Linked DNA regions of Homo sapiens: region 2 is linked to region 1. Evidence: read pairs that join two places in POLR2A ChIA-PET (ENCODE). Cell type or tissue: HCT116. All regions are shown on one strand.

What was found. ChIA-PET counts read pairs that join two places held together with the same protein. Peaks named below come from ENCODE experiments on the same cell type or tissue, not always from the same donor. Only the 100,000 strongest peaks of a DNase experiment are listed, where the experiment ranks them.
Region 2: POLR2A ChIA-PET joins it to region 1 with 5 read pairs; 2 of 35 experiments call an interaction of 5 or more read pairs at or near these places.

Annotation. Positions count from the first base shown.
Region 1 is chr5:134,087,914-134,090,413 of GRCh38, reverse strand. It overlaps a transcript of VDAC1 not described here. Among named protein-coding and RNA genes, the nearest start is that of TCF7, 26 kb to the left of the region's middle. In HCT116, no CTCF peak of the experiment used is centred here; no DNase peak of the experiment used is centred here.
Region 2 is chr5:134,981,531-134,984,030 of GRCh38, reverse strand. All of the region lies in intron 2 of CATSPER3 (cation channel sperm associated 3), which reads right to left. Among named protein-coding and RNA genes, the nearest start is that of CATSPER3, 15 kb to the right of the region's middle. In HCT116, no CTCF peak of the experiment used is centred here; a DNase peak (open chromatin) is centred at 1,559.

The sequences.
Region 1 (2,500 bases):
CATCCACGCACCCTTCCCATCTGGGGATTTGGGGCTTGCACATATGAAACTGTTAGAGAACAATGCGTCCATTCTGTAATCAAGGCTAATTGGTGTGGTTCAGAAGAGGAGAAACGCCAGGCGTTTGGGGGCAGAACATCAGTGGGTCTCTGAACCAACCACCCAGGAATATTCCACGAAGAATTAGAGTAGCTCCTGGGGCCTGGGAAGGGCAAACCTTGGGTAGGTGAGAGGACATTCAGGCAGCATGGATAGTGCTCGGAGGTGGGACCTAGCTTGGCCTGAATGTGGGGACTGATGGAAGGAGGAACTGGGGCAGAAATTTGGGTCCTCCCCAGACTGGACGAGGCCTGAGAATGAACAATTTGGCGCCCACCTCATTAATTCCTACTGAGCCACATTTTCTTTCTTTCTTTTTTTTTGAGACAGAGTTTCTCTCTGTCACCCAGGCTGGAGTGCAATGGCATGATCTCAGCTCACTGCAACCTCTGCCTGCCAGGTTCAAGCCATTCTCCTGCCTCAGCCTCCCAAGTAGCTTAGATTACAGGCATGCGCCACCATGCCTGGCTAATTTTTTTGTATTTTTAGTAGAGACGGGGTTTCACCATGTTGGCCAGGCTGGTCTCGAACTCCTGACCTCAAGTGATCCACCCGCCTTGGCCTCCCAAAATGCTGGGATTACAGGCATGAGCCACTGCACCCAGCCATGAGCCACCGCACCCGGCCATGAGCCACCACACCCGGCCATGAGCCACATTTTCAAAGGTACCTGGGAGAGGTGAACTGGCTACTCTGCATGCAGAAGGGAGCAGGGAAAGGCATGATGGGGGGTTGCCTGGCTCCCCCCACCTCTCCTCAGTGCCTCTACCTTTTAATCAGGGCAGCCCTGCCTTAATGTTTCTTCCAATATCCTAAACAGCCAGGCTGGGATGGCGAGCTGTAATTTCTATCATTTTTCATATGGGTTATAGGCTCCTTCAAATGGGAACCACATTGGATAAGGGGCAAACCATAAGGGCAGGATGTTGAGAAATATGGTCCTAAGAAGCCACCTGCTTCTCATTTGGGATGTGCCTGGTTTATTGCTTGGTCCCAGTGCCCAGCTGGTTTCGGAGCTGGCAGAGCAGCCATAGATTACTGTCCTCATCAGTCATCTGCGCTGAGGCTGGGGCGAGCAGCTCAGAGCCTGGGGTGTGCCCCTATGCAAAGCTTTGCAGAGACGGTTGGGAGCACTCTGCTCTTTGTCCTTGCCTGTCCCTGCAGGTGGCCATCTGGAGAAAAGCAAGTCCAGGCAAAGCCCTAGAGCCTGTGGCAGGCTGGGCACCCCTGGCTGGTGCAGGCAAGGCAGGACTCTGGGCTCCCACAGTCTTAGCTTCTTGCAAACTGAGAATTAGGGCATCAAAGTAGGCAAAGGGGCCAGCTGCCATGATGATGAAGGAACCATGGCTGCATGCAACAGCGTGGATGAACCTTCAGCATAATATGTGGTGCAAAAGCTGAATGGATGTGTGTGATTGAGTCCATTCGTATGAAGTTCACAACCGGACAGTCTATTCCATGGTGTTAGGGGAGAGGTAAGCTTGGGGGAAAACTTGGAATGTTGCAAGCAATTACCCTAAGTTGGAATAGTGGTAATAGTGGTAACCTTCAGTGAGGAGCAAGGGGGAAAGATGTAGGTGGGACATTTCCAGGGGACAGGCCATGCTCTATTTCTTGATCCTGGAGGTGGCTACATAAGTGTTCACTTTGTCATAATTCATTAAGTTATACATTTATGCTTTATGTGCTTTTCCTGAGTGTTTTTCTTTTCACAATAAAAAGGGTTAAGAAAACAAAAACAGGCATTGAATGATTGAGCCTGGCACCTTCCCCAGTTTGCCTCCTTCTCTGTCTCATTTTTGGCCACTGGTACCCCTGGAATGCTCTCCCTTGCCTCCTCCATGCCTGTGGTCAGCCCCCTTCCAGCTGTCTCTCCCAGCCTGGCTCAGGCCTAGGCCTGCCCTAAGACTGATGGAGTCACAGGCTAGTGGGGCTTCCTGACCCCCAGAGAGCTTGGAAGCTCAGTAGGCCTTGGGGGCCCCCTTTTCAGTAGCACCTGGCCCACCCTGTGCCTAGTCCAGCACTGGGACCTGTGATGGGTTTTGTTGGGGGCTCTGGGGACAGGTTCCCTTGCTCAGAGATTTTCTGCTTTTTCCCTCATCAAGTAGTTGTCAGAGCTGCTTGTTTTTTTTGTTTTGTTTTGTTTTGTTTTGTTTTTTGAGACAGGGTTTTGCTCTTGTCACCCAGGCTGGAGTGCAGTGGCGTGATCTCAGCTCACTGCAACCTCTGCCTCCTGGGTTCAAGCGATTCTCCTGCCTCAGCCTCCTGAGTAGCTGGGATTACAGGCACGCGCTACAACGCCCGGCTAATTTTTTTTTGTATTTTTAGTAGAGATGGGGTTTCACCATGTTGGTCAGGCTGGTCTCAAAACTCCTGACCTCAGGTGACCTGCCCGCCTTGG
Region 2 (2,500 bases), 890 kb before region 1:
ATTTATGTTTTTGTATGCTTTGAATATGGGTTGGTTGCTAAGTATTTGGCCTTATTTCTGGGTTCTCTATTCTTTTCCACTGCATCTATGCATCTACTTTTATACCAGTACCATGCTGTTACGGTTACTATAACCTTGTGGTATAATTTGGAGTTGGATAATGTGATGCTTCCAGACTTTTTCTTTTTGCTTAGGATTGCTTTGATTTCAATATTTTAATTTATTGAGATTTGTTGTATGGTCTAATATATAATCTATCCTGGAGAGTGATCCTTGTGTACTAGAGAAAAATTGTTTTATCTTCCTGATGAATTGATCCCTTTGTCAATATAATGTCCTTCCTTTTCTCTTAGAGCAGTTTCTGCCTTACTATCTATTTTGTCTGATATTAGTATAGCCACCCCAGCTATCTTTTGGTTTCTATTTGTTTGGAATATCTTTTTCCATCCTTTCACTTTCAACCTATTTGTATCTTTGGTTTGTTTCTTCATTTGTTTGAGACAGAGTCTCACTCTGTCACCCAGATTGCAGTGTAGTGGTGCAATTTCAGCTCACTGCAACCTCCGCCACCGAGTTCTAGCAATTCTCATGCCTTAGCCTCCTGGGTAGCTGGGACTACAGGCGTGCACCACCACACCTGGCTAATTTTTGTATTTTTAGTAGAGATGGGGTTTCACCATGTTGGCCAGGCTGGTCATGACTATTTGTACCTTTGAATCTAAAGTGAGTCTCCTGTAGACAACATATGAATGGGATTTTAAAAATCTGTTCATCTCTGCCTTTTAATTGGAGAGTTTAATCCATTTATATTTAAAGTAATTACAGATAAAGGACACACTTCTGCTGTTTTGCTATTTGTTTTCTATATGTCATATATTTTTGTTCCTCAATTCCTCCATTACTGCCTTTTTGCATATATACCTGATTTTTTTGTACTGTGCCATTTTGATTCCTTTCTCATTTCCTTTTCTGTACAGTTTTTTTGGTTGTTCCCTTAGTGCTTACCCTTTGGATTATAATTAACCTCTTAAATTTATAACAATCTATTTTTAATTAACACAACCTTAGCTTCAATAGTATATAACAATTCTGCTCTATACAGCTTCATCTCTCTCCCTTCATGTTTTTGTGATTATAAACTACTCCTTCAAACATGTGTGCCCATTAACTATAACATTGGTATTTTAAACCATATATTTTTAAAAAGAGTTACAAATCAAAATACACAATAACACTAGCTTTTGTATTTACTGATGCAGTTGCCTTACCCAAGTTCTTTATTTCTTTGTATGAGTTCAAGTTACTGTCTTGTTCATTTCCACCTACAAAACAACTTTTATCATTTTTTTGAGGGCAGGTTTACTAGCAACAAACCCTCTCATTTTTGTTTATCTGGAAGTCTTTATTTCCCCTTCATTTTTGAAGGATAATTTTGCTGAATACAGTATTTCTCATTGACAGTATTTTTTCTTTTATATTTTAAACATGGCTTTTCACTGTGTTTTGGCCTCCATAGTTTCTGAGGATAAATCGGCTGTTAATCTTATTGAGGTTTCTTGTATGTGACAACTTGCTTATCCCTTGCTGTTTTCAAGATTCTCACTTTATTTCTGGCTTTTGACAGTTTGATTACATGTCTTAGTGTGGCTCTTTTTATGTTTCTCCTTCTTGGAATTCATTGGAATTTTTGGATGTATATATTCATGTCTCTCATCAAATTTGGGAATTTGGGGCCATTATTTCTTTAAATATTATTTCTGCCTTATTTTCTCCTCTCCTTCTGGAACCCCTATTATGTGTATATTAGTATGTTTTATGGTGTCCCACAGTTCTCATAGGCTCTGTTCATTTATCATCATTTTTTCTTTCTGCTTCTCAAAGTGAACAAGTTCAACTGACCTGTCTTCAAGTTCACCAATTCTTTATTCTATTTACTCAAATCTGTTACTGAATCCCCCTAGATAACCTCCGTCTCCTGGGTTCAGGCAATTCTCCTGCCTCAGTCTCCCAAATAGCTGGGATTACAGGCCCTGCCATCAAGCCTGGCTAATTTTTGTATTTTCAGTAGAGGCAATGTTTCACCACATTGGCCAGGCTGGTCTTCAACTCCTGACCTCAAGTGATCCACCCACCTCAGCCTCCCAAATTGCCGGGATTACAGGCAGAAGCCACCGCACCTGGCCTCTTTGAGCATTTATTTTTAAAGCCTTTGTCTAGTAATTCCAATGACTGGGTTTCCTCAGGAAGAGTTTCTGTTCATTGTATAAGTCAGACATTTTTGTTTCTTTGATTGCTTTATAATATTTTGTTGAAAACCAAATGTTTTAAATATTGCAACGTGGTAAGTTTGGAAATCAAATTCTTCCCCCTCCTCATGGTTTGTTTTTGTTGCTTTATGTGAGTTGTATTTACTTGTTTAGTGACTTTTCTAAACTATTTTTGCAAAGAACTATATTCTTTGTTGTGTGTGATCTCTGAAGTCTCTATTTCTTCACTTTCT